2 separate regions of the Homo sapiens genome follow, and region 1 is linked to region 2. A link is a loop called in an ENCODE intact Hi-C map of the cell type or tissue named here. Cell type or tissue: breast epithelium. All regions are shown on one strand. Each heading gives the region's core, and the rest is flanking DNA. Links, peaks and the distances in the headings are about the cores only.

What was found. Hi-C counts contacts between places; a loop is a spot of excess contacts. Peaks named below come from ENCODE experiments on the same cell type or tissue, not always from the same donor. Only the 100,000 strongest peaks of a DNase experiment are listed, where the experiment ranks them.
Region 1: it touches region 2 in a loop (25-fold over the local background); 2 of 110 quality-filtered maps call a loop at or near these places.

Annotation. Positions count from the first base shown.
Region 1 is chr1:170,155,988-170,171,502 of GRCh38, reverse strand. It overlaps NTMT2 (N-terminal Xaa-Pro-Lys N-methyltransferase 2), which reads right to left. Exons shown (of 4, transcript NM_001136107.2): 2 at 10,810-10,985; 3 at 4,752-5,001; 4 at 2,637-4,017. The coding sequence ends at 3,746. Among named protein-coding and RNA genes, the nearest start is that of LINC01681, 11 kb to the left of the region's middle. In breast epithelium, for the core only: no CTCF peak of the experiment used is centred there; a DNase peak (open chromatin) is centred at 8,462; H3K27ac peaks cover 395 bases.
Region 2 is chr1:170,231,612-170,247,126 of GRCh38, reverse strand. LINC01681 (long intergenic non-protein coding RNA 1681) reads right to left here. Exons shown (of 5, transcript NR_146891.1): 3 at 6,805-6,897; 4 at 5,842-6,062; 5 at 5,557-5,741. Among named protein-coding and RNA genes, the nearest start is that of LINC01142, 45 kb to the left of the region's middle. In breast epithelium, for the core only: no CTCF peak of the experiment used is centred there; no DNase peak of the experiment used is centred there.

The DNA of each region.
Region 1 (15,515 bases), core at 4,544-12,543, 76 kb after region 2:
CCAAAACTATAAAAATCCTGGAAGACAACCAAGGTAATACCATTCTGGACATAGAAACAAGCAAAGATTTCATGAAAAGCACACCAAAAGCAATCACAACAAAAGCAAAAATTGACAAGTGGGATCTAATTAAACTTAAGAGCTTCTGTACAGCAAAAGAAACTATCAACAGAGTAAACAGACAACCTACGGAATGGGAGAAAATATTTACAAACTATGCATCTGATAAACATCTGATATCTGGCATCTGTAAGGAACTTAAATTTGCAAGAGAAAAACAACCCCATTAAAAAAATGGGCAAACGGATATGAACAGGCACTTCTCAAAGGAGACATACATGTGGCCAAGAACCACATGAAAAAAAGCTCCATATCACTGATTATTAGAGAAATGCAAATCAAAACCACAATGAGATACCATCTCACACCAGTCAAAATGGCTATTACTAAAAAGTCAGAAAATAACAGATGCTGGTGAGGTTGCAAAGAAAAAGGAACATTTATACACTGTTAATGGGAGTGTAAATTAATTCAACCATTGTGGAAAGCAGTATGACGATTCCTCAAAGAGCTAAAAGCAGAACTACCATTCCACCCAGCAATCCCATTACTGGGTACACACCAAGAGAAATATAAATCACTGTCACATAAAGAAACATGCATGAAAATGTTCACTGCAGCACTATTCACAATAGCAAAGACGTAGAATCAGCATAAATGTCCATCAATGACAGATTGAATAAAGAAAATGTGGTACATATACACCGTGGAATACTATGCAGCCATAAAAAAGAATGAGATCATGTATTTTCCAGGAACACAGATGGAGTTGGAGGCTATTATCCTTACCAAACTAACTCAGGAACAGAAAACCAAATACTGCATGTTCTCACTTGTAAGTAGGAGCTAAATGATAAAAATTTATGAACACAAAGAAGGAAACGACAGTCACTGGGGTCTACTTGAGCAGCAAGGGTGGAAGACGGAGAGGAGCAGAAAAAGTAACTGTTGGGTACTGGGCTTAATACCTGAGTGATGAAACAATATGTACAACAAACCCCTGTGACATGTGTTTACCTATGTAACAAACCTTCACGTGTACCCCCAAACCTAAAATAAAAGTTTTGAAAAAGGAAGTTTATACATGAGACAGTCAGATTCATATTTTAGAAGGACTGGCATCAATGTGGAGAATGGATTTCATCATCCAGCGATTTCCCTTGAACCTGGCCCGTACTTTTGCTTCCCTTGCCTTACTTTCTGTGGTTCTGAGGAGCCCAGCTCCACACCTCTTTCCCATCAGTGTCCTCAAACAAAACTAGTGATCAGATTCAGTGACCAACTTAACAGAACCATATATCACGGGGATCAAGTTTGAGAATCTCTATTTATAAGTCACCTCCAAGTGATTCTGAGGCAGCTGGACTATGGACCAGTATTTGGGAAATAATATAGGTTGTCATTTGCATCACTAGCTTTCAGATGTGTTGATAAACATGAGCAGTGTGTTTGGCTTACTCAATTAGATTAAAGAGGACTGGAGTAGGTCTCACTCTAAATGTCTTCTTTCCACAGTTTCTACGACTCTACTCCCAAAGGCAGAAAAATCAGTCCTTTACTTGCACCCTTCAAGAACTTCCACTTGTTCTTTGAGTAACATGTCCAAACCTTAACATGACCTATAGTGTGCAGGATCTGGCTCCAACTTCTCTCAAGCCACCCTTTGCCTTGTACCCGTTATTAACAATATAAAGCCAGGTCAGGGGAGAGGGGGTGATGATACTATTTACTCCCAATGTCTACTTTCTCAGTTAAGTTAAGCATAGATATGGAATTGGGAAATTGTATAGAGCAATAAAAATCTGAAAAATTTCTAAGGAGAATAATATGTGATTTAGGATGAGAAAGGGGAATGATGATCAACCTCAATGACCCAGCTGAGTTGAAAATCATATATCAGTATCTACAGGAAAATTATGTCATTCCCTCCATAAGCTCAGAAGCCCATAGCAGAGAATATTGACAACTGTGTCAATCAGCTTGTGAATATTGGCAAAGCAGAAAGTCAAGGGTTAAGAGAATTAAGGATACTGGTGAAAGAAACAGAAAATTCCCAGGATGAGCCTAAAAAGAAGATTCTGCTAATTTGCTCTAAGAATTACAAAGGCCTAAAACATAAGTACCATTGTTTTGCTGCACTTAGACTGTTTGGTAATGGTTTACCATTTGATTTAGCTCTGGTCCCTGGCTTGCTTGTCACGGATTCTGAGTGGCACGCTACCCTAGAGCATGGCGAGTAACATACAACAGCTGTAAGATGCCAAGAGCAGAATAGGTGAAATAATTTTCCAGCACGCTAAATGAAACTACCAAGGTAAAGCTACAACAATGTATTAAATGTTTTATCAAAATTGTTTTCCTCTGAAATGAGAGCTGTGACCTGAAAATACTATTTTATGATGATAGCATATCCATGTAGTCTGTCTTCTTTACTTAAATTGATTATTTGCATTTCATGGAAGACTCAATACATATCAAGCACAAATGTGCTTCCCTGTGAAGGATGTTGAAGTGTTTTAAAGACAACAGCAGTTATATTTAGCATTCTGCTAATAAAAATTGAATTACATTTTTTGAATGATTTTAGATTATTTTTAATTAAACCAATGTCCAGCTAGTCAATTTTCAGGGTTATCATTTCCTTGTCCATTTCTTTTGCTGCTTCTCTTTCCAATATACATTCATATCAATCAAGACCCCAGGAGCAGCTGCAATGAACCAAGCCATGTTGAAAAGCAAAGACTAAAATTAGATTATCAATGACATTTACTTATATGTTAAAGGTTGAAATTTCAGGGCACAACATTTTCTCCTGAAAGGAGATACTTCCCATCACTGTAATGCAGACTTCTGTTATCAAATTACATCCATATTACATCATTGGGTAGTAAAACTGACCCAAAATAGAAAGTGAAACCAAATACCTTTTCTGCCAAGAGAAAGGCTAAAGAGAAAATTAAATAATGGACTTGTTTTCACAAGATTATTTTGACTAGTGTCTTCTTAATTAGAGGGAGATGTTTGTTCAAGAGAAGTAGTAGTACCAAAGAGGAAGTATAATGTAGCTGACATGAAGGCGGGGAAAGGAGTGTAGATTTTCTCCTACCCCCACCCCCACCAGAATACTCTATAATACTAATTATCAGGGAACAAGACAGTTTGGAATATGTGGGCATTGTTTCTTTTTCTTTTTTTTTTTTTTGTTTGAGTAGACAAATGCTTTATCTGAACAACCCCCAAAGCTAAATTATTTGTTTTCCTTGATGCACAGAATGCTGATTTCATCTTGTGATGGAAAAACAAAAAAAAAACCACCATTTTTGTCTAGGATGTTGTGAAAGACAATTTTTACAAATACTGATGCAGGCCAGCTGTCCTTTATGCCTTCTGTTTTCATGCACGCTTGCACAGTTTAGATACATACAAACGGATTTAAAGCACGTTTCCTGATATTTCACTCCATTTTTTTTTCAGAAAATCCACAGAATTTGTGCATGTCTCATCAGAGTGTGTGCATTATATAATCACTGAAAACATGTACATATTATATCACAAATAATTTGCAGACATATGTTGTATCCCTTTTCTTGCCATCCCTATCTGCATTACAAGGGGCACCTGGAAGGATAGCAACCCCATCCCAAAGCACCACTGCCCAGTCCAGTCGTTCATTCCCACTGCTTTTTCAGGAGTGTCTGTCGCTGTGCAGTGCGAACATCCACACGGGGATGCACTGCTCTGGGAAGCCATCCTGCTTCTCCTGGCCCAGCACCACCAGCCCACTCTTCCTTATTAGGCTCCGGAGGATGTCCATGTCCCGAGTCACACTGCTGTCAGAGAGATCAAGGATACAGCCCTCCCGGGCCACATTGTCCTTCAATATGATGATGCCATTTTCTTTCAGGCCATCTCGGCACCGGGAAAGAAATGCAAGAAGGTCCTTATCAGTCAGGTGCCCTACAAGGGAGACCAAGTGGATGGGGGAACAGGAAGAAATGGTGGGGAGGATGGAAGGTGAGTAGGGAAGAACATGGCTAAGAATCAGGAGACCATTTGTTCACTCATTCATGATTTAATAGCCTCATTTAGTTACAGGAGGCTTTGAAAATTTAGATAAGAGGACACATATCCTCTTAGAGAAGCCTCTGTCCCCGTCTATAAAATGTATTATCCTACCTAGCCTGTCGACCTCATAGGCATGAGATAAGTTATTGTCTACCCCACAAGTCCCTCCATGTCCCCTGGAGAACCCCCTCTATTACCACTTCTTTGTGTCTCACACACACACCCCAAAATCAAATTCACTGCTGTCTCATTTCCTGGGGATTTAAATCTAAGAATGTCTAGTTCTGCCAATAAATGGGGATTAACCTTTTTGACTGCACTTTTGAAATTTTTTCAAGTATTTACATTTCTTCGAGGATTTAGGTTGGTCCAAAGGCACTTGCTCCATTTAAGTTGGTTCGAGAACCAACGTAAATCCTCCAAGAAATGTAAATTTATTGTACAGAAAATGTCAAGGGAGAAATCTGGAGGATCAGAGTTTTGTGGGAGTTCACATGACACCTAAGGCTAGCTAACTGCTTGAAGTACTACAGCTAACTCTTCCCTGGTGCCCTCATTAGCCCCAAGGACTGTCTTCTCTGGCTGAGAAGGGGAGAAAAGCAGAGGGAAAGTCATGCAGGACTAACCAGAGACCCACTGAATCCAGATGACATCATATCTCCTGAAGGGGGGTGTGAATTCCTGCAGGCTGTAGCAGTGGTAGCTTTCTACTTTGTCACCTTTGACCTGCAGGTAGTTCTGGGCTTCAAGGAGAAAGGATTCCATCATATCCACCAGCTCCACACTGTTGAAAACAGGCAATAAGACGTGTTTGCTGACCCTTCCTATCCCGGAGCCGCAGTCCAAGGCGCAGTCTGTTCCAGCTCTCCCAGGCCCCTGCAGAAAGGCACCTTGATATTTCAAGTACAGAGACCCATCCTTGAAAATTGCACACCCAGGCCGGGCGCGGTGGCTCACGCTTGTAATCCCAGCACTTTGGGAGGCCGAGGCGGGCGGATCACGAGGTCAAGAGATCGAGACCATCCTGGCTAACACGGTGAAACCCCGTCTCTACTAAAAATACAAAAAAAATTAGCCGGGCGTGATGGTGGGCGCCTGTAGTCCCAGCTACTCGGGAGGCTGAGGCAGGAGAATGGCGTGAACCCTGGAAGCGGAGCTTGCAGTGAGCCGAGATTGCGCCACTGCACTCCCGCCTGGGCCACAGAGCGAGACTCCGTCTCAAAAAAAAAAAAAAAAAGAAAAAAAAAAAAAAGAAAGAAAATTGCACACCCTAGTTACCTCTTTAAATCAACTTTATTAGGTAAATTTTATGAAATGAAATGTACCATTTCTTGTGTACAATTTGATGATTTTGGACAAATGTGAATAGCCATGCACCTACTACCACAATCAAGATATACAATTATCTTTTCAAAAAACAGCTAAACATTTCTAGTCCTGCTTTCTTTATTTATCCAAAAAAAGAATTATAAATGAGATTTAAAAAAATAATATCTTAGGTTTAAACACTTGGTAATTTTCTCCAAAAAAAAAAAAAATGAGCCATTGCTAGCCCTATGAAGATAAAACTTTAATGACTAAATTTGAGACAAATCCACAGGTAAATGGTTCTACACTACAGATTGTTGCCTACAGATTATTACACTACAGAAAAGCAAAAAAGAACCAAACAGTGAGAACCTTTCTGAGTTTTAAAATTAAAGATTCATTCAATGGAAACATTTCAGTTTGGAATACTTGAATTTTATCTTTTCTAGGCAAATTTTGAAGGCTCTGAATTATCTACTCCTCTTAGGTGGATGGTAAGTTTGGGAACCTGAGGTGAACAATGCTAACTGTTCCATTCTCAGGCCAGAATTTTATTTCAAATACAGCCCTGATGGCACACAGCAAGTTCACATGGATAAAGGGTAGTTTTGGCAAAGTTTCCTTGTGTCTTTTAATGCTAAACATTGTTTTCTGGGTTTTTTTGGTACCAGAAACTACATGATTTATTGGGCATAAAACTCTAAAACTGTTTTTTTAAGTAGGTCTGTGCATTAAATTAACTGGGAGTGAGGGGATGGCAAGGTGGTGGAGGTAGGGAGAAATCAGCCTACGCAAACTTTCTCAAACTTGCTTCCATAAAATTTAAAAAACTTTTCTGATTTATGAAGATTCAGATGGTCTAAATTATTTGGTCATAATTGGGATGGCTGCTGAAGCGGTTTTGTGCTAGAAATTACAGTAACAAGATACTTGAAGTTGCCAATCAAGATCTTAAGGGAAAAGCCTACTCTTGATTTCTCAGGAACTAAGAATAAAAAAAAAATTGGCTAAGGATCAAAGGTAAAATACAAACAGAGGGAAACATCAGAAAAGCAGCTTTCCAGTCCACCCAAATGGCCTTCGTTATGCTAGAAAAGTACAATGAAGAACAAAAAGTGAAGGAATTGTAACTTCTTTCCAAATGGAATAATAATAGCCACAATTATTATTTATACACAGCAAGCTCTTAGCTATAGTAATTATAATAAGAAAACTCCACAATATAGATTATTATCCTCATTTTGGAGATGAGAAAACTCAGATTTCTAATATTTCATAGCTAATGGCAGAATTAGAATTTGAACAGGAACGGTCTGAATCCAAAGCCAGTTCTCCATTAGGGATGTCACCTCTGATTCCCTTGGTAATATCTGTCTAATGCTATGTTAAAAAGAATTATAAGGCTTCATTTAGACTCAGCAGAAAAGAGATCTATGATTGATTAGTGATGTCTGCCTCAAGCATGAGAAGGGGAAGTGGTAATATACTGCCATGTGTTTGCCATTTTTACTTACACTATGCCACATGTCACATTCAAATATAATTTAGACTAAACTAATTCAGAAAAAGGCCTAGGCATGAATGCTGTGAAAGAAGCATCTTCTAAGTAAATTCATAACAAAAAGATGAGCAGTATATGGAGAAATTATGTCATTATTAGAAATGACTACTAAAATGTGTATGCTCAATAAGAGCGTCTCATTTCAAATTTTTCTTTTTATTACTTGGCCTTAAAAGCCTCTATTGGTCATGCTGCTCTCATTAGTGTAGTAAGTGGTTTCAGAAGTAGAATCCTGGAACAATAAAGCACCATGAACTTTATTGGACACCATGGCTGCCTGAAACTGTGATTTTATTAAAATCTGATGCCCTTGAATGAATATGACTAGAACTACATGCGATGTGTGATTTCAAAACAAGACGGTCTTTTTTTTTTTTTTTTTTTTTTGAGATAGAGTCTCATTCTGTCACCCAGCCTGGAGTGCAGTGGCACGATCTCAGCTCACTGCAACCTCCACCTCCCGGGTTCAAGTGATTCTCCTGCCTCAGCATCCCGAGTAGCTCAGATTACAGGTGTGCACTATCACACACCACTGATTTTTGTATTTTTAGTAGAAATGGGGTTTTACCATGTTGGCCAGCCTGGTCTGGAACTCCTGACCTCAGGTGAGCCACCCGCCTCAGCGTCCCAAAGTGATGGGATTACAGGTGTGAACCCATTTGGTTATTTTGATTTTCATTTATTATGCCATGTTTATACTTATGAATCCATATAAACTAGTAAAACACTATTAGGAATTTCAGTTTAGTTTTGATTCTGCCTATGTATTTTGTTTTGAAGAACATTATTTTAGGTTTATCCAGTGGAGTTAAAAAACTAAAATGAAAGGACCTCATGTCACTGTGTAAAAACTATAAAATATAACAAGTTAGTAGACCCAGATTTTTTAGCTATCCAATCTTTGAGAAATGTCAAAAAATAAATACTGTCAAAAAAATACTGAGGGGTTTTTATGAATTACTACTTTCTCCCACTAGAAAGCTAAAACAGGAAAGTTATCAACTATGGCATTGACATCATCTTGGTATCATTTGTTTATTTGCTAAAGTAAATACATTTGCAACTAGTTTAAACACCTTTTCCCACTGTCTCATGTCATTAAGTGTTGAAAGGAAAACAAAACTTTAAATTAAACAATCTTCTTTTCGCAGTTGACACAAGAATAAGTCATGTCAGATACTCGTATTCCCTAACTCTTTGTATCTTGACCTGAATACTAATCTAGTAGATTACAGTATGAAGGTCAAAGTACCAAAATATCAGTCCTTAAAAAGGACTGCATTTGTACTTAGAAGTCACAGCTTTACAATGAGCCTTGTGTACTAAGAAGGACTCCTTATATTTGTTTCAAAGGAGCAGGCTGCCTCTTTTCCAACATAAATATGCTAGCGCAAGGCTGTTTCCTTTCCCAGGTCTGTGGGCGTGCTTATGGGCTCTGTCTGACCAGCATCCCTGTGGTCAGCTTGGCATTCCACACGGAGTGACAAGACAGCTGGATTACTAACTAAGCTTCTGAAATACTTTGGGATCAAAGTCGGCCTCACCACGAGGCAAGCAGGAGGGATTGCTTTCAGCCAGACTGGAGGAGAGTCGAGGTCTATGGTCCACCAAAAAAGTAAATAAATAAATAAATAAATAAATAAATAAATAAAGCAGGGATTTTTTCAGTTTCATGAGACAAATGGAAAAAATATGTCATGGTTAAGAGCAGAGAGTTTGGTGTCAGGCAGACCTGGCTGGGCTTAATTCACTGTTCTGTCTCTTACCAGCTGTGTAATCTTGACAACTTATTTAACCTCTTCAAGCCTCAGTTTCCACAACTATAGAAACAGAGCTAATAATAGCACTTACCTCCAAGAATTGGCATGAAGAGTAAATGAGACAACGCTTCTAAAGCGCTTAGCAGATTGACTCTCTCAGAACCAGCATTCAGTGAAACCAGTCAGCAGCACTGATTTAGAAATACTCCAAGTTAACCTAACCTATAAATATCCACAGTCTTCATTCCTAGACTCTCTAGTCCTTTATGGCTGAAGCTGATGTCCAGACACTTTGGCCCCAGTAAATACATCATCCTGATCACATTTTTATCTACTGTCACTCTCTGGACTCACACACTGGGTGCTCCAGGAAGATTGGATTTGAAGTGAACCTCACCTCAATACTAGAGATATTAATGTTTTGCTACTAAATCGGTTGATGGCCTAACCCCACGGCCTAATGTTTATGTTTCCTTTATCAGAATAAAATGGGCACCAAATCTCAAACCAATGACTTTGTAATGTATTGGAACAAAACCTGTTACCAATTAGAACTTTTCATCTTTAATAGAACTAACAGCAGCTTTATCTTGGGGTTTAAGTCTTTTCTGTTGTTGCTTTGCTTTGCTTTGTTTGTTTGTTTGTGTGTTCGTTTGTTTGAGATGGAGTCTCGCTGTGCCACCCAGGCTGGAATGCACTGGCACGGTCTCAGCTCACTGCAATCTCCGCCTCCTGGGTTCAAGCGATTCTTCTGCCTCAGCCTCCCCAGTAGCTGGGACTACAGGCGCGCAACACCACGCCCGGCTAATTTTTGTATTTTTAGTAGAGACAGGGTTTCACCATATTGGCCAGGCTGGTCTCAAACTCTGACCTCGTGATTCACCCACCTCAGCCTCATAAAGTGCTGGGATTACAGGCATGAGCCACCATACCCAGCCTTTCTTGGGGATTAAGTCTTTTCTAACAACTAAATGAAGTTCCTTAAAATACAATGAATACATTATATGAAAGCCTGTTAGTAGTAGTAATAGCAATAAATTAGATTTATTGGGTACTAATTTTGTGCACTAAAGCAGGTACCTGACATGTATTATCTCATTAGATCTCCACATTATCCTGTGAAGTAGCTTCTATTGTCATGCCCTAGTCACAAGAGAGAAAACTGACACTTGGTGCATTTAAGTAACAAGCTCAAAGTTGCTTATACATTAAGCAGAAGAACCACGATAGACATAAAGGCCAAAATTTTGACCCCTACAATATACTGTCTGTCTTCATATGACATGACAGTAAGGAAGTAATAGGGGTTGACCCAATGCAGGACTACAAAAGGATACCATTCTTTCAAGGTAAAATCAAAACTATGTATAAAATAGTATAAAAATATTCTACCTTCATTGTTTTTAAACTGAACATAATCATGTATTTCCTTCTAACTTTTTTTTTTTTTTTAGACGGAGTCTCACCTGTCACCCAGGCTGGAGTGCAGTGGCGTGATCTCGGCTCACTGCAAGCTCTGCCTCCCAGGTTCACGCCATTCTCCTGCCTCAGCCTCCCAAGTAGCTGGGACTACAGGCGCCCGCCACCACGCCCAGCTAATTTTTTGTATTTTTAGTAGAGACAGGGTTTGACTGTGTTAGCCAGGCCAACATCTCATTTTTATTACAGGGAATCAATAAGTCAACCCAAGATCCCAAAAGGCATGATCTGTCATCAATCATTTGGGTATGAAACGTTTATGAGACTCTAAAAGAGATGTCTTCTTTATTCCCAAATTTTATATCAACACTGCTAATTCACCTTCCTCTGAAGCATGTAAGATTAGTTGGTGATAGGACAGTGAAATGCCAAGTGGGAGGGTAAGACAGTGTTATTATATTTATCATATCAAAAATGGTTCATCCTTTCTGAACATCTTAAAACCGGCTTGCAGGCGGCAGAACTCTTGGCTGGGTCATATGGCTTAGTCGTGACTTAAATAACAACACAGAGGCATGCGAGCTCAATGTTTGCAAGGACTTTGCCTTCTCATCAAGCTGCAGTTGAATAACTCACCCCAACAAATTTCCTAAGAAATTTCTGAGAGGCCTGGATGTCTGGGCTGGACAGTTCAATGAAATTTCCCATCATACCCTCTTCTGTGGCTGGTACTTCTTGGTAGAAAAGTTTAGCTCTGGCATAGAACTGCATCTCACCATTGATGACTTGGCTTGTTAAAGCGTACAATTTCACTGCAAATGAAACATTATTAATAGGTATTAATATTTATAAGATAAAAAAATCTCAGCTTTATGCATTGCATTTCCTTTTAAAAGCCTGTGAATCTGTGCTGTGGCAAAAAGAGCACTGGTTTGAAGTCAAAAGATTTGGGTTTGAGTTTTGGCTCCATGACTTATGCACTATGTAATGCTGGGAAAACATCTTAACTCCTCTGATCTTCAGAGATCGCATCTATGGATTATAATAATCGTGGCATTTTCATGACTTAATAACTCTATAGTTGAATAAACCCATAGCTATATCACTGTATTAAAATTTTTAACAGTGTTAGCTACAATAATGTAAAGAATGTCATCAATTTTGCAGTGAGTTCTATCTCTGAACTCCAAATGTTTTCTGAGAATTTTCTCATTAAGCTTATAATAAAGTTTAATGAAAAAATTACTTCTAATCGCAAGGTAGGGGTAACTGTTTTTATATCTTTTTCAAGCAACACATATCCAAATATGTCTTCATATCAATATTACAGAAATGTGCTTGAACTCTACATTGTGAAAATAAAATAATAAAGGAAACATAATATTTATTGTGCAGCCATTCTGTCCTAGGTAGTGTGCCAGGCACATTCACATATACTTTGTCATTTCATTATTTTCAAAAATGTATAAGAAAAATATGTGTTCCAACTTCTGAGGAATAAATGAGAGTACACGTAAGTGTGTTTTGCAGCTAAAATTCACCCATGCAGATATAAAATATTTTCATCATAAGACATTCATGATAAAATGATAGACAGTAGATTAAAGGATGGAACTTCTGGTTCAAGATTGTAGGCTGAGTACATGCATTTGTCTTCTCTCCCTCCCAATATTCCCTGAGAATTATCTTAAAACACTAAACCCATAATAGTGAGGAAAATGAGAGGGTATCACTGACAGATTCATGATTCCAATAAATTTCTGGACAACAAAAAGCAGACGGAACAAAGCTAAAGAATTTGCAGGCCAAAATATTTGCAAGAGTAAATTACATTCCAGACTTAGAATCAGCAGGAAGGCAAATGTACGAATGAGAATGGAAACCAAAAAAAAAAAAAAAAAAAAAAAACCAGAGCATAAATCAAAACTCTGTCCAGAGAACAACCAGGTAAGAGGGCAAGTGCACCCTCCTAAAAGCAGCAGACAGCACAGCTGTAATCCTAGAAAGGGAAAATGTGTCTGTTGTCTTAAAAAAGAATAAATAGACAAATTGCCTAGGAAGAGCTAGACCAGTTAGCATTAAAATGTTAGAACACTACTCATTTTCACATATATAAGACTCCAAGTACTGTCACTTACTCCCACTCATCAGAATCTGGTAAAATCTACCTGCACATGTAGGGCTTCTTGTCTTCCTTTCTATTTAGGGGACAAGTACAAAACAAAGGAAACCTTATCTATTGCCTAGAATTATTTACCTTGTTTTTTATTCCTAAATGTGGATAAATGATCTCCAAACACATAAGAAGCCTGAAAAACAAAGACTGAGATAAATAATCAGAACTGACCTCAAAGAAAACAAAAATAATTCAGGAAATGGATGAGAATTTAAGCCAAAACAAACGAAAAACTCATAAATCTTTGAAGAGATATGAGAACAGGCACATCCATAAATTAAAGATAAGATTCCAAGAAAATTATAATTAAAAGAACAATAAAGAATTCTTATAAATTAAAGTTTTGATGACCAAATCTTTAAGATACAAAGTTGAGTAAATTTCCAGGACATAAAACAAAAAGATAGATATGCAAAACAGAAATAAGAAGACTAGACTTATATAAGCAATTCAGAAGGCCCAAGATCAAGCTAATTAGAATTCTAGAAAACTAATAAAATGAAGGGAAGAAAATTATTAAAGAAAGTAATAGAAGAAAATTCCCTGGAGCTGAAAGAGACTGTAAGATCTAACAGTGCTGAGATGCATAGATTTTTTTTTAAAGCCACATTTGAGCACATCTGTAAGAAATTTCAAAACAGAAAGAGTAGTAAGAAGATCTAAAAGTCATTTAGAGAAGGAAGAGTGGTTGACCTTCAAATAGGATTGCCAGATTTAGGGAAAAAAAATACACAACACACATATTTGAACTTCAGACAAATAATGAATAATTTATTGGTATGAGTATGCCTGAAATATTGCACATTCCAGGGTAAATACTTACACTAAAAATTATTTGTCAATTATGTTAAAATTAAACTTAGCTGGCATCATATATTTTATTTGGCAACTCTATGTTCAAAAGACTAGAATCAGGCTTCTATCACAGATCTCATCAGAAACACTAGAAAACAATGGCACAGTGCCACCAATATTCTGAGATCAAATTTTTGGAAACTAAACTTCATATCCAGTCAAATTATTATAGAATATTTACCTCCTATAGATTCATTCTTCAGAAGTTTCTTGAAGCTATATTCCAGCCCAATGAGGGTTACAATCAAGAGAAGATGCACGATGAAAGATGACGTAATTAACCAGGAATCCAATGAAAAGAAATCCCAAAATGACAGATATGTATCAGATCTGGAAAGAAATCAGTTTATATTACAAGACAAAACATAGACTTCAAAAATAATATCTTTAAGTAGAATAAGCTAGATCCAAGGCAATAGAGTAGTCAAGAAGCAAGGAGATATTAGAAATATTCTAAGGAGGACATACTTTTAATCTAAACCACCAAAAATAAAACATAATTGAAAGCTCCAAGAAAAATATACAGTGATTCAAAAATGTTATGATCAGGGCATGAAGCAAGCCAAAATATGACATAAATTTGAGCAGAAGAAATCAAAGAGAAAAATACCTATTTCACTTTAACTAAGAGCATTTTTCTTCAGATAACCCCAAGACTGAGACATTGGATAGTATTCAGAAATGAACAATTACATAATTCCAAATTTTGATTCTGAGAGTTAAAAATCCAAAAAATACAACTTGTATTACTATGACTATGTTCCATCTATGGAGTTACATCAGCATTTTCCAACTTGGAGACATTGGAGCCAGTGTTTGTACCCTGAATCACCATGAATTTGCTGAAAGGGATAATGAGAACAAGAATCAGTTTCTATGTAGCACATCATTTTCTGGAGGCCACCAATATTATTTATATCCTCCATACATGTTAACTATTATACATAGATTGTTATTTTAAAAATATAAATCTTTTAAAAGTTTAAATAAATACATAGAAGCTTTTTTGCTATTTTACATACAAATTAGCTACTGATTGAGAAAATACAACATTAAAAGGATGGTCCTTATGTTCAAAAACATTGAGAACCATGGATCAACACCAATCTCCCTTCCCTAGCACTTGGTAAAGGGTATACGCAGCAAGTGACTTAATAAGTGCTTATAAATTCAACAGGGATGACAGAAACCAGCCATCACCAATAATATGACTGTTCCAAATTCTTTCGATGTCTCAGAAAATCAGGCTAGGAACTCACAGCTCACAGGCTGCCCAGGGTTGGATGCTACTCTGGGATTATTGGCAAGCCATAGCCCAGGGCTCTCTTGATCCAACCAAAGCAGCAAAGCAGCCACACTCATCATCACCTGCTTAAGTCAACTGGTTTGTGCAGTCTATTAAAACCCTTAATCTAGAAATAGGAATGGTCCATTATGCCAGCAACATTTAGACCACAAGTGAATGCCAATCTCAGCAGGCGTCAGACTCAATAGGTGGGCTTTTATGGTTATAGGCTTGAGTTCTCATTTTCACCTAATTGACAGCAGCATTTCACTAAAAAAAAAAAAGATATATGAGGTGTCATGTTCGGCCCCAGGTTCTCCCCTCCTGAAAGCTTCTGCAATTGTGCATATTGACTCAGATAAGTAAACCAGTCACCAGCACATGGCTTTTTACTATAGAAATATATATACTGGCAAATTAAAGAATTGCAATGTCTCTGTGAAACTTGGGGTAGTTCAAGACAAAAACTAGACACTATTTGTTTTTTATTTAATGTAATATTTATTTATTGATCTACATTATTAGTTGAATTCCCAAGGACCTTCCACTGTTTACTTGTGGTGAAAAGAAAAATAGAGTACAAGTTTGTTTACTCTGAAGGAGAATAAAGATGAAATTTCTAGGAAAGGTTAATATCCAAGAGAATTTACATCAAAAGACAGTTCATTCATGATTCAGTTATTAAGCCCCAGTACAACATTCAGGAAATAAACATAAAGCTCAATCTCTCTCATGGAGATTACACTCTAGCATGGAGGAGTTAAGTCATATGGCTGCATGTCCAAAGAATAGTACAAAAAAATGCGCTGGGCATGCAGCAGATGCCTGCAAGTAGCAGCAAGAAGACTCCATAAGACCTTAACCATGAAGGATACTTTTTATTTGGGTTAGCAAAAAAATGAGCAGGAAAGAAATGTCACATGGCATGAATTATCTGGATAAAACTCAGAATTTTCAAATGCCTCCTTGAGAAACTCTTTTGCAGGTAGCAAAAGAATTTTGTGGCTTAAGGTCTCAACTTCTGAC
Region 2 (15,515 bases), core at 4,564-12,563:
GACAGTAATAATAACACCAAACCCATAGAGTTAATAACACTAAATGACTTAAGATTTTAGGACAATATCTGGCACATTGTAATACTATGTAAATGTCATTTATTATTATGCAAGTTAACTAAGCACCTGAAATTAGTTTTGTTTTTTTTTTTTTAATTGACAGATACAACTGTATGTACAGTCATGTGTCACTTAACAGGTCTAAGAAATGTGTTTTTAGGCAATTTTGTGATTGTGTCAACATCATAGCGTGTATTTACACAAACCTAAATGGTATAGCCTACTACACACCTGGGCTATTGGAGGAAGCCTATTGCTCCTAAGCTACAAACCTGAACAGCATGTTACTGTACTGAATACTGTAGAAAATTATAACACAATGGTATTTGTGTATCTAAACATATCTAAACATGGAAAAGGTAAAGTATTATAATCTTGTGGGACCATCATCTATGTGGTCTGTCTTTGGCTGAAACATCATTTTGTGGAACATGACTGTATTTATCATGTACAATATGACTTTTGAACTATATATACATAGTGGAATGACTAAGTTTAGCTAATTAACATATACATTACCTCACACAGCTATCATTTTTGTGGTGAGAACATTTTATATCTGCTCTCGTAGCATTTTTCAAGAAAACAATATATTGTTAACTATAGTCACCCTGTTGTACAACATATCTCTTAAAGTTATTCCTCCTACCTAACTGAAATTTTGTATCCTTTGACCAACATTTTCCCACCACCCTCCAACCACCCCAGCCCCTGGTAACTACCATTCCACTCTCTACTTTTATGAGCTCCACTTTTTTAGATTCCATATGAGTGAGATTATGTGGTATTTATCTTTCTGTGCCTTGCTTATTTCACTCAACATAGTTTCCTCCAGGTCCTTCTATCTTGTTGCAAATGACAGGAATTCATTTTTTATGGCTGAATCGTATTCCATTTGTGAATATATACCACATTTTCTTTATCCATTTATTTGTTGATGGATATTCAGGTTGATCCTATATCTTGGCTATTGTGAATAAGCTGCAGTGAACATGGGAGCGCAGAAATCAGCAACACGCTGATTTCATTTCCTTTAGATGTGTATTCAGTAGTGGGATTGCTAGATCATATGGTAGTTCTATTTTTTTTTTTTATTTTTTGAGGAACCTCTATACCGTTTTTCATACATTCCCACCAATGGTATGTGAGTGATCTCTTTTCTCTACATCCTTGGAAAAACTTGTTATCTTTTATCATTTTGATAGCCATTCTCACACGGGTGAAGTGATATCTTATTGTGTTTAAATTTGCATTACCCTGATGATTAGCGATGTTGAGTGTTTTTTCATATACCTGACAGCCATTTGTATGTCTTATTTTGAGAGGTGTGTATTCAGGTCCTTTGCCCATTTTTAAATCAGATTATTCATTTTCTTGCTTAGTTAGTAGCTTGAGTTCCTTATATATTTTAGTTATTAACCCCTTATTGGATGTATAGTTTACAAGTATTTTATTCTATTCTGTAGGTTGTTTCTTCACTCTGCTGATTGTTTTCATTGCTGTGCAGAAGCTTTTTAGTTTGAGGTAATCTCATTTGTCTATTTTTACTTTTGTTGCCAGTGTTTTGGGGGTCATATCCAAAAAAGATCATTGCCCACACCAATGCCATGGAGCTTTTCCCCTTTGTTTTCTCCTAATAGTTTCATAGTTTCAGGTCTTACATTTAAGTCTTTAATCTATTTTGAGTTGATTTTTTATATGGTGAGAGAGAGGGGTGTGATTTCATTCTTCTACATGTGGATATCCAGATTTCCCAGCACCATTTTTTGAAGAGACTGTCCTTTCCCCTATTGTGTGTTCTTGGCCCCTTTGTTGAAAATCAGTGGCTATAAATGTGTGATTTTATATCTGGGTCCTTCATTCAATTTCATTAGTCTGTGTGTCTGTTTTTATGCCAGAATCTTGCTGTTTTGGTTACTATGGCTTGGTAGTATATTCTAGAGTCAGGACATGTGATGCCTCCAGGTTTGTTCTTTTTGCTCAAAATTGCTTTTCTATTCAGGGTCTTTTGTAGTTCCATATAAACTTTTGAAAACTATTTGATTATAGTATTATTTTAGAATTCCAGCTTCTAAGAATATGTTTTATACACCATAATATGTTTTATATAGTACATGACAGAGTAAAACATTTTAATTGAAGTATGTTTTATTTTAAGCCATTTTCTCATATACACTTTAAATTGTAAAAATCTAAAACAAGATTTTTTAACGTGGCTTTTTAAATATATTGTTTGCTTTTCACTCAATGTCCAAAAATATGCACAGAATATATTTTGTTTTTATAAAAGGAAATAAAATGAGATTAACATCAAAAATGAAAAGCAAATTTCTTTTTAAACTTCGCTTTCGATAAATACACATGCTATTCTTTTCCACAATAAAGTATAGCAAGTATGTTGGAGGCACTGGTATCCCGAGCATCAGATTTCATTCATGAAATTCAAAATCCAGATCCTTAACCTCTGTCATGTGTGAAGTGACCTTAAATAAACGGCAACTCCAGGTAATTTTGGTGCAAGTAATGTATATCTCACTGCCACTATATTTAAATTCTCTACCCACCTACATACATGTGAGCACACACACATTCAAACTAATAAACACACACCTACATCAGTTAGAAATGCTTTCAGTAGTCAGCAACGTAACAGTTTAACAGCAACCTAACAGCTTAAGTAAACATGGGATGTCTGCAAATAAATGGCTTCTCCTGGCATTGCTTCAGTGGCTCAAAAACTGCAAAGCTTTCTCTCAAGGTTGCAAGATAACTCCTTGATCACAAACCATTGCTTCCACATTCACGTCAGCAGGAAAGGGATAATAAACAGGACCACCAATTTCTGTCTTAATATCAGAAATACAAAAGCTTCCCTAGAAGTCAGAATACCTATTATTAAAAAGACAAACAGTCTTGCTGGCAAGGATGGGAAGAAAGGAGAATGCTCATTCATTGTTGGTGAGAATGTAAATTAGTATAGCCATTATGGAAAACAGTATGGCGGTTCCTCAAAAAACTAAAGACAGAGCTACCGTATGATCCAGCAATCCCACTACTGGTATTTATCCAAAGGAAAAGAAATTAATACATTAAAGAGATACCTTGTGTTTATGGCAGCACTGTTCACAACAGCCAAAGTATGGAATCAACACGCATCCATCAACAGATAAATGGATACAGAAATGTGGTATATACAAAATGGAATACTATTCAGCCACCAAAAAAAAAAATGAAATCCTGTCATTTGTGGCAACATGGATAAGCCCAGACATTATGTTAAGTGAAATAAGTCACATACAGAAAGAGATATACCACATGTTCTCACTCATATGTGGGAACTAAAAACCTTAAGCTCATAGAAGAGTAGAATTATGGTTACTAAAAGACTGGCAAGGTAGTGGGGAGTGGAGGACAGGGAGAGGATAGTTAATGGATACAAAATTACAGCTAGATGGGAGGAACAAGTTCTAGTGTTCTATAGCCCTGTATACAATATATTTATTGTATATTTTCAAATAGCTAAAAGAGATCTTGAATGTTCCCAATACAAAACAAAAATGATAAATATTTGAGATGATAGATATGCTAATTACCCTGATTTGTTCATTACATATTGTATACATGTATCAAAATATCACTCTGTGCTTCTAAATATGTACAATTATTACTAGTCAGTTAAAAATAATAATGATTTTCTGGGTGTGGTGTCTCATGCCTGTAATCCCAACGCTGGGAGGCCAAGGAGGGAGGATTGCTTGAGCCCAGGAGTTCAAGACCAGCCTGGTCAACATAGTGAGACCCCATCTCTACAAAAAACAGAAAAATTAGCCAGGCATGGTGGTGCATGCCTATAGTCCCAGCTACTTGGGAGGCTGAGGTGGGAACCTCAGCCAGGAAGGTGGAGGCTGCAGTGAACTGTGATCATGCCTCTGCACTGCAGATGGGTGACAGAAGAAAACCCAGTCTCAAAATAATAATATTAATTTAAAAACCATTCAAAAATAAATGTAGCTCAAGTGCTAAATTTTATTATTAAAATATTTTGCTTTTTAACAAAAGAAAAACTTCTCCAGACGCTCCTCCCCTCACTTAGGTGCATGCACACACATGAACATACCGCCCCCCCCCTCCCCACACACACACACAGTGGATTTCCCATTAGTTTTGTCATCCGGAATTGGATCACATGACCACCTATAGTTGCAAAGGAAGCTGCGAAAGTGGGAAACAGGTTGCTTATGATTGTCTTACATCAAACATGACCCATCATTTGGACTAGATATTACTACTCTGAACAAAATTAGGGCTCCATTGTCAAGAGAAAAGGAAGTATAGTTATTGGGTAGGTAACTAATAATGTATGTCATAATAACTTGCCAGTTATTAAGCATCTATTATGTGAAAGGCAATAGGCCTAGTTATTTTACATATTAAAATATTATGTCACTAAATCTTCACAACACTGTGAATTAATCATTTGTAAATGCTGTTTGTTCTCTATTCCTTATAAATAAGAAAAATGAGCCACACTAAAATTGTAAGTACCTTACACAAGGTCACACAACTAGTAAAAGTGGCAGATTAGGATTTGAGCTCAGACCTGATTTGAAGCTCACACTTTTTCTACAATATCCTACAATATCATACTGTCCATAATCTTAGCATCTGTCCCTTTGCTATCCCTAATTCTATCTAGCTATCCCTGACTTCATACAGTCTTGATCACAAGCCCATCCCCCTAAACAGTCTAAGTCATATGGAATTCAATTTAGAAGACTGCACATTGCCTTTACATATATCAAATGCCTATCACAGTGTCTAAAACATAAGCATTCAAAAATACTAATTTAATTCCCCATTTCCCAAATCCCTGACCCTACTTGTCTATAAAATGAGATTCTATGAGACTCTGCCCAAAAGGGTTTAAAAACGAAGGTTTTCATTATAATTTTGTTTCACCTACACGTAATTCCACAACTCAAACCCAAGAACTACAGAGGCTACTATAAGCATATAGTTCTTTTGAGAGACATCAAAATATTCTTGATCACTGCAGAGACAGCCAAGAGAGCTGAACATTTATTTATTTATTTATTGAGCCTTTACTGTATGTTAGGCACTGTTCAAAATTTTGGCAATTCAACAGTGAAAAGGCCAGATAAGTTTCTTGATCTTTGAGTTTCCATTCTAGTGGAAAAGAAGGGCATTAAACATATAAACAAAGATAATTTCAGAAAGTGAGAGTGCTATGAGGAAAATAAAACAAGATTATGTGATAAATGAATAATAATACACAGGTTGATTTTGATAAGATGCCTAGACAGAACGGAAAGAGCTTATTTGAGACCTGATGGCTAAGAGAGAGCCTGGTCACATGTGGGAAAAAGAGAACTGCAGGTCGTAGGCCTGCGCCCTTGAGGCAGGAATATTTTACAGGAACAGAAAGAAGGTCAGTGAGGCTGGAACATAATGATTGAGAAAGACATGATAAGAAATGAGATCTGAGAGGAATCTGTATTTTATTCAAAGTGTAACGGGCATTTTGACAAATTTTAGATAAGCAGGGGTAGCATAATCCCGCGTTGTTTTTGTAATCACTCTGGCAGCTGTGTAGAGAGTGGCTTGGTAGGTTGCACAAGTGGAAGTGGAGATTTCAGCGAGGTGACTTGGCCAGAGCAGCACTGGTAGAAATGGGATAAAGATGGGTGAATTAAAGATAAATAAACATTGTGATACAACTTAACTGTGGGGAAATTTGTTTTCTCATTCACTTCATTTTACCTTGAGTTTGCAACACCACAGTGTTTTGTCACATTAGTTCACATGTTTTCTGAAGAATTGTGGCCATTATTTTCTTCTTAAACCTTTTTATAATACATGTCTTAACGTGCTAACAAAATTCAGTCAGATATTTGTCTTTTATTTGAATGGACTATATCTACAAGACAGTGCTGAAGCAGTCAGTTCATTCAAACAGCCTTTGAATTCAGAGTGCCTCTTTCCTTTCAGAAAAGAAAAAATAAAGTCAGTCTCATATCTTTTTATAGATACAGCTTGTCAGAGGTTTAGCTTTGCATAATTGGCCATAATTAATTATAAGCTTCTCTAAGTTTTCTCTAAGTTCATGAAACTAGTCAGGTTAATAGAAGATTCTCCAAGAAACTGTGTTCTGGGGTTAATCAGTGTTGTTCCTAACTAGAATTCTGAGTGGAATAATCCAGGAGAAACACGTCACTTTTGGAAGCTGCCCCTGTAAATTTACTACGTCTGAATGTTCACTCCTTCTGGAAAAAGCATCTTAATTTAACTGCAGTGGGAGTTGATAATAGTGCTGGTGCTCCTTGGAGTCAAATTTAGATGAGGACTATTACCTGGCCCTGTCCTATTCTGCTATTTTGTTATCCAAACCCTTCAACTATGACTAGTTAGTCATCCTCAGAATGCACTTTGCATATCATGGTTAAGCTTCTAAAATTGTGACGGAAAGGAGAGTTGTAGTACCAGAATGAATTTCTGCATAAATAATTTTCATTTTCATTTTTATCAATTGGGGTAAACATGACTTTAGCCACAAGGCATGAGAGAAAACCAGGATCTGGTTAACTGTTATCTGGGTAACTGAACAATGGGAAGACTGAAACTGGATGACTGAAGCCAAAAGCACTTCAGGCAGGGATTCTTGGGCTCATGGATCTTTACAGGCTTAAAAATGCTGCTTTAAGGATATTTAAGAAGAAGGCTTACATTTAGGAAACTTCAAAGGGTTGAAATTTGATCACTCCATAGGTGATCAACGCAGAGTGAATGTCTTCAGTTGCAATATTCAATTGAAACACTCTTGTACAATTGAAGAAAAAGGAAGAAATCAGAAGATAGTTAATGCCTTTTAAATCCAGATAAGTTTAACTACAATAAAAACACATACCAACGCCTTGCCTTCTTGGCCTAGTAAGTTCCAGGTATAGTTGTGAAGACTGTTCTTCAGTGCAGTAGCAATGAACTGGAAAGCCTTTGTGTAACTGAAGGGTTTCCGTGGGTTCCAGATTCTGAGTTTGTCCCAGAAGCCAAAACAATGATTTATAAAATGTTGCAGATTTCTAAATAAATGTTAAGCATCTCCTGGTTATTAAAGATTGCTAACCAGTATTTAATTTATCTGTGTTTCCTCCTGTTAACCAAGCAAGTATACAAAAAGAGTTGCTATTAATTATCATGCCATATTTTCAAAAACAACACACTATATTAACTTTTGCTTATCACAGACTGCCCTAATCTAAGTCTGATTGTATGGCTTTTAGATCGTCTTTTGGTTTGATAAATACATCAGAATCCCCAATAACTGTTGAGATTTCATTTCCACCCCACCTAACTATTGCTCATCTCATTCTTACTCATGCAATTCCTCCTCCCTCCCCACCCATACACAGCAATGCTGCTTTTGCAATTTGTCAACCTGAAGGCAATAACAGTTGTCAAACTGACCGTGCAACTTTTTGGCAACCCACACAAATCACTGTGTATCTCTGTACTTCTCTCTCCTTTTATCAATGATTTGGGAGTAATCATCCTGGTTGCCTGCTTTGTTCTCGTGAGTTTGGAGGGCACTGACATTCATGGAACATTGTGAACTAAGAAGAAAGTTGCTTATAAGTGTCTCGAACTACCATTTTCACATGTCTTAACTGCCATAACAGGGAGGAAAGTCTTCACAATTTGAAAGGCTGCCTGAAACTTAGTCCCACTGCACCAAACCTTTGATCTTTTGGTCACACCGTCAGTCTCTTGAAAACTCAGTTCTCTTGTAAAATTTTCAGTCTGCTCCCAAAACAATTGTTGCATAAGTTCTGAAAGCCAGGCCCACAAAGCTTCGCTTTGTTCTGGAAAGTTCCCTAAATAGAGTTAGGTAACAACGGCATTAGCACTAAGACTGAGGAGTCATGGCATCCAATCACACACAGCTCTCTGTTTTTCTTTCTCTCAACGTCTCTTTTTCTTTTCCTCTTCTCTTCCCCTTCTTTTTCAATTTCTTCCTCCTCCTCTCTTCTCCTTTGTTTCCTTCTCCCACAAAAAGTGTTTGCTTTTCCCCGCAAACGCTTCTGAGCCTTGGACCAGGCTCTGATTTCACCAGCTTTGCTTAAGCAAGACTTGCTGCTTCACCTAAGGACAAAGGTGTTTCCAGGTTTAACTAAAAACTGGATGGGACATTACATAACAGAGTGAAGTGAGGCTCCCATTGCCAAAGTGCTACAAAAACACTTTTTCTCACAATGTTTCAGAACTTTTGCAACAGGGTATCTACGAGAATTAAAACATGGGTTAAAAATATGTAAGATCTCATGCCAAATAATTGAAAACAAACAGTTGATTTACAGTAAGATCTTGCTAGTTTTCACTCTTCTGAAATGAACCTGATTCTTTTGTTTTAATAGCAGGGTTTATTTGCTATATACATTGAAATACTTTAAATTATTGAGCATTTTTGAATATTAAGAACTTTTGAAATAAATCATGAACTGATGTTAGGAACAATTTTAAGTGTGTCACATTTGTCGGTATGAATTAACCTAATGCATTTTATTTGAGGGGCTTCTCTACATTTTCTTCTCTTGCTTGTGAGAGTCTGTGACATTTCACAATGAAGATAGCCTCTTGTGTAAGCATAAATTAGGAGAAGCCACCAAGGCTGAGATTAATAGCTTAAGTTATTTTCACTAAATTTAAGTAGATTGATTAAATCATTCCACAATGTAATCATGTATCAAAACATCACAATGTACTCCCTAAATAGATGCAATTATTATTTGCCAGTTAAAAAGTTTTAAAAAGAGGTTTACTTCGTGAAGAGCAAAAAATATTTGGCAACAGTAATCAAATGAAGCTTATATATCATAGTCAAAATATAATTGTATCAGAATTCCTGATGATTAAAGCACATCTAGAAAGAGCCCGGCCCACTGTGCTCCTGCCCACGACCAAGGCCTCAAAGAGGTCTCTCTAATCATTCCCACTCTCATTTCTGGCTGTACTCCTATTTCTTACTATGCTGGGGTAACATGTTTGTAGACTATTTTAAGAACTATATTGAGCAGCTTCTTCAAACAGGTATACTTACTCTTGGGAGTACATAAAACCTTTCAGAAGACATGCAAACACAAACTGTTCTAAGGAAATCAATTTCCAGATACTTAGCTTCCACATCCACTCTTTCCTAAAAGTAGTCTGCCTAAGGTGCCTTCCATGAACTCTTCATAACCCTTTCCTTCCCATTCGCTTTGTTATCCTTGCTGGAGCGATGCATTGTCTTGCGATGTAATAATCTCTGGGATGTCAAACAAAGGAATAATTTGAAATATTTGTGTCACCTCATTTAATCAAAGCACCATAAAACCTGACCACCGATCATGCTAAGAAAAGCATCTCCAATACAATATTATTTTTGATATTTAAAAATTATAATTTGTGTGTATTTTTGATCACTTCCATATGAAAAATAACTGTTATGATAATACAGAAGAAAATTATAGGTCTTCAAACTCTAGGACCATAGAAAATTTTTATTGCAACTAGTAGGCAGAGCTAAAAATGTAGCAAAAGGAATCTAAATTTAGACATAAAGTTCTGACTATGGAGGTAGTGAAAAAAACACAGAATGGAAATTTTAAAATTTTTGTTGTATAGGCATATAAAAGGGTAACCAATAACAGATATTCACTTTTAAAATTATATTGCATTGGTGTAAAAGTCTAAGAGGAAGTGGAATGGAAATAAAATATCAAAGAGAAAAAAGAATTACAAAAATGTCTAATTTTTTTATTATTATACTTTAAGTTTTAGGGTACATGTGCACATTGTGCAGGTTAGTTACCTGTGTATACATGTGATATGCTGGTGCGCTGCACCCACTAACTCCTCATCTAGCATTAGGTATATCTCCCAATGCTATCCCTCCCCCCTTCCCCCACCCCACAACAGTCCCCAGAGTGTGATGTTCCCCTTCCTGTGTCCATGTGTTCTCATTGTTCAATTCCCGCCTATGAGTGAGAATATGCGGTGTTTGGTTTTTTGTTCTTGCGATAGTTTACTGAGAATGATGATTTCCAGTTTCATCCATGTCCCTACAAAGGACATGAACTCATCATTTTTTATGGCTGCATAGTATTCCATGGTGTATATGTGCCACATTTTCTTATCCAGTCTATCATTGTTGGACATTTGGGTTGGTTCCAAGTCTTTGCTATTGTGAATAATGCCGCAATAAACATACGTGTGCATGTGTCTTTATAGCAGCATGATTTATAGTCCTTTGGGTATATACCCAGTAATGGGATGGCTGGGTCAAATGGTATTTCTAGTTCTAGATCCCTGAGGAATCGCCACACTGACTTCCACAATGGTTGAACTAATTTAGAGTCCCACCAACAGTGTCAAAGTGTTCCTATTTCTCCACATCCTCTCCAGCACCTGTTGTTTCCTGACTTTTTAATGATCGCCATTCTAACTGGTGTGAGATGATATCTCATTGTGGTTTTGATTTGCATTTCTCTGATGGCCAGTGATGGTGAGCATTTTTTCATGTGTTTTTTGGCTGCATAAATGTCTTCTTTTCAGAAGTGTCTGTTCATGTCCTTTGCCCACTTTTTGATGGGGTTGTTTGTTTTTTTCTTGTAAATTTGTTTGAGTTCATTGTAGATTCTGGATATTAGCCCTTTTTCAGATGAGTAGGTTGCGAAAATTTTCTCCCATTTTGTGGGTTGCCTGTTCACTCTGATGGTAGTTTCTTTTGCTGTGCAGAAGCTCTTTAGTTTAATTAGATCCCATTTGTCAATTTTGGCTTTTGTTGCCATTGCTTTTGGTGTTTTAGACATGAAGTCCTTGCCCATGCCTATGTCCTGAATGGTAATGCCTAGGTTTTCTTCTAGGGTTTTTATGGTTTTAGGTCTAAGCTTTAAGTCTTTAATCCATCTTGAATTAATTTTTGTATAAGGTGTAAGGAAGGGATCCAGTTTCAGCTTTCTACATATGGCTAGCCAGTTTTCCCAGCACCATTTATTACATAGGGAATCCTTTCCCCATTGCTTGTTTTTGTCAGGTTTGTCAAAGATCAGATAGTTGTAGATATGCGGCATTATTTCTGAGGGCTCTGTTCTGTTCCACTGATCTATATCTCTGTTTTGGTACCAGTATCATGCTGTTTTGGTTACTGTAGCCTTGTAGTATAGTTTGAAGTCAGGTAGTGTGATGCCTCCAGCTTTGTTCTTTTGGCTTAGGATTAACTTGGTGATGCGGGCTCTTTTTTTGTTCCATATGAACTTTAAAGTAGTTTTTTCCAACTCTGTGAAGAAAGTCATTGGTAGCTTGATGGGGATGGCATTGAATCTATAAATTACCTTGGGCAGTATGGCCATTTTCATGATATTGATTCTTCCTACCCATGAGCATGGAATGTTCTTCCATTTGTTTGTATCCTCTTTAATTTCATTGAGCAGTGGTTTGTAGTTCTCCTTGAAGAGGTCCTTCACGTCCCTTGTAAGGTGGATTCCCAGGTATTTTATTCTCTTTGAAGCAATTGTGAATGGGAGTTCACTCATGATTTGGCTCTCTGTTTGTATGTTATTGGTGTATAAGAATGCTTGTGATTTTTGTACATTGATTTTGTATCCTGAGACTTTGCTGAAGTTGCTTATCAGCTTAAGGAGATTTTGGGCTGAGACAATGGGGTTTTCTAGATATACGATCATGTCGTCTGCAAACAGGGACAATTTGACTTCCTCTTTTCCTAATTGAATACCCTTTATTTCCTTCCCCTGCCTAATTGCCCTGGCCAGAACTTCCAACAGTATGTTGAATAGGAGTGGTGAGACAGGGCATCCCTGTCTTGAGCCAGTTTTCAAAGGGAATGCTTCCAGTTTTTGCCCATTCAGAAAAAATATCTAATTTTTAAAGAAGATATTTGTATGCCTTTAAAATAGATGATAGCAGATATAAAATTCCTGTAAAAAGTGCTCATTTAAAAGTGAGGTGACAGTTTTACTTTAAAAATTTCCATTTAAATGTTCAGGAAATTATATCCTTTGAAACTATATAAACTTATGTTAAATATTTTAGTTGTCAACTTAAAAATGTGGAAGGGAGAAAAAAGTCTGTAAAAATTCTCTTAAGGAGCATGAGAGCAACAAAGAAGATACCTGATAAGAAAAATACTCTCTGCCTTGTGAAGATTATATTCCTAACAGAGAAATCAGCCAGGTAGGGTAAGCACCATGTGGCATTTTTTGTTCTTACAGAAAATATGTCCTGTTCTTCCTTCTTCCTTTTAATTGGAAGCTCTCGCTGAAGAAAAAAAAGTTTGAAGTGGCCTATTTTGTTTCTGGTATAAGTAGAGCCAAATTTCTCAAATCGCAGCAAAATATAAATGGACTCTATAGGATGCAGTTATGTCAAGAAGAGTTGCTACTATTTCCAAGTGAGTGGATTAACCTTGTACTTGCCATATGTTCAACCAAGTGCCAGTAGCCAACAAAATACTACACATAAGCACAGGGTGCCAACATCCTATCTAAATGAGATCAAGTTAAAATATACATCACAGACAGGCTTGAATAGGGGGAAAAATACAGAATATCATTGAAAGGGTACTCACGGAAGGAAAGGACTCAGACCCAGCTGTGTGTGCACGTGTGTGTGTGTGTGTGTGTGTGTGTGTGTGTGTCAGGGGCACTTTTTCCCCTGTACTGCTTACCTACATTAATCTCTACAGTGAAGGATTCCTGAAAGTACAGCATGCCCCAAAACGCAGTACCCTAATCTACCCAGGTTTTGCTTTATCAATACATACAATCAAGAACTATCCCAGGTTTTCCTATCCCAGGTTTTTCTCTATCCATACATACAATCAAGAACTATCCCAGGTTTTCCTATCCCAGGTTTTTCTCTATCCATACATACAATCAACAACTCATTTTCTCAGCATGTGTTTCTGAACCTAAACCATTGCTAAGAAATACTAGAACTATCAAAATTCCTATTTGATAGACCACAAACGTGGAGCAGTAGAGAAAAACAGCAAATAAGTCTCCATAGTAAGCCACAGTTTTGGTCATCTAAACTATGAGTAATAAAAAGTAAATTTCAATCAACTGTGCTAAAGGAAAGACTAAGATATCTTTATATTCTCTGTATAAAATATTACAGAATCTTATTAGTAAGAAAGTTTCATCAAAGAGTATGCAGTCAAAAACGTAAAAAGAATGCATAGTGGTAAGTGAGAGAGTTAATTAATTTAAAATATTATGCTATTTTTCTTCATTTTGTGATGTTTATAATATTGGCGAATTTTTTTAGTTGTTAATTCTTGGGATTTATTTTTTCTTTAGAAATAAATTATCAGCTTTTTGCTCAATTTATAAAATTATAGAAGCCTCATGCCTCAACTAAACTCCAATTACTCTGCTCCCTAAGTCCCTGCCTCATGAATAGACAGAAATGACTCTGCCACTTCCTGTCTCCTGTTCAAGGTGATATGAGCTTTGCCTCCTAGGTATGAGGAACAATGGAGGAATTGCTTTAATAATAGGTAAGAATTATGAACATGCATTTCTTTTTCTTCAACAGAGTTAAATAATGGCTCACTCTGGATTTCCAGATGCAGTTAAGATGAAATAATAATGTTGAGCCAGTCTTGCCCTGCTTTAAATTAATCACTCCAGGAAGAGACATTAAACCTTTCAGACCACCAGTGTGCATAAATGCTTTAGTGCCCTAGACCATACACCCTCTCTTGGTTATTTGGGACACAAGGAAATGTAGGCTCAGTAAATGAGGCTGTTTTATGAGCCATTTAAATAATCTGAAAAGGAAATTAATACTTTTATTACTTTCTATAAGTGAAAAACTTCCTTAAAAATCTGTAAGAGTTCTTTATATTATGGTGGGTAGGACTGACTGCCCTGGCCAAAACATGGATCCAAAGAAATAATGGAAGGTTACAGAAAGCATGCGTGGCCACATAAATCATAATGGAATAAATAAAGGCTGGAAACTAATTTGGAGCTAAAGAAATTCACTTCTAATCATGCCAAAAAAAATTCACTTGATTAGAAATCAGGCTATGACTTAAAAATAAAGTATTTCTCAGTCTTTTTGAACAATATGAATTTTTGCTGGGCCTATTACTAGGATGGGAAAGGAATCTAGAGAAATGTGGAAACAAGGTGTGAACCCTACCCCATGTCAGAACCATCAGGACTTCTCACACGAGGAATATTCCATTAGTCACTTTTTATAAACACTGCCCTCAAACTTTAAGACTTCACAACAGTCCAGTAGAGAAAGGAAAATTAGGTGAATTTGCTAGAAAGGAAAGGTTACTTCTCTGATCTCATCTTTTACCCATTTCTGCCTCAGTCAGCTCCAGCCACCATTCTGGCTTCTGCTCTGTTCCTGAAACACACCAAGCACACTCCAGTCTCAAAGCCTTTGAACTGGCGGTTCCCTCTGCCTAAGACACTCTTCCCCTAAATTTCCACATGGCTCCCTCCCTTATTCTATTTAGATCTCTGTTCACATGTCACCTTATCTCGGAGCCCCTCCCCTATAATGCTTTGTTCTCTTGCCCTGCCTTATTTTTCTCTTAGAATATTACAGATTTTTTTGTTGCCACTGAAATGTAAGCACCCTGAAAGTAGGGAGCTTGTCGTTCACTGCTGTTTTCTCAGTGCCTAGCACAGGGCCTGATACAACTATATACTCAGTAATTATATGTTAAATGATGAATTGCACTGGTAAATACATGATTTGACTATTGTAAACCTTCCTTTCATTAAATTAGTAGATACCAAGCCTGAATTGGAACACAGATCTCTCTGTACCAATCTGCTTGCATACAGATCGCCTGCAGGCAAGAGGGCCTATTATAAAGATAATTCCCTTGTAAGGAAGAAACTAGTTTCTAACATTCTTCTAACAATGTTAGAAGAAACATTCTAACATTCCTTTCAACATGAATTAAAAAAAAAGTTTTGCATGTGTCAAGACTAAGGGAAGCTATATATTTAGTTGGCTATACTGACATGTGCTTATATATCCACAGGAGCATAAAGCATTGCAAAGTTCTCTCTTCTGCCAATTTTCTCCCTGGAGTTGACTGACTGGCCTTCTGGCCTCAGGTTAATGATCACTTAGTGTCCAAAAAGGAGACTGAAGTAAATAAACAACCTGACCCCGTTCTCTTCCTTCTTTCCAATCTCCTGCCAGGGCTTCCCTTTGGCCCAACCCAACTGGAAATCAGGTGGCAAAGAATCTCCTCACTGTGGTCCATACAAATGAATGCTTTACAAACATTTCTGTCTTTTTTTTTTTTTTTTTTTTTTGAGATGGAGTCTTCCTCTTGTTGCCCAGGCTGGAGTGCAGTGTCGCGATCTTGGCTCACTGCAACCTCCACCTCCCGGGTCCAAGCA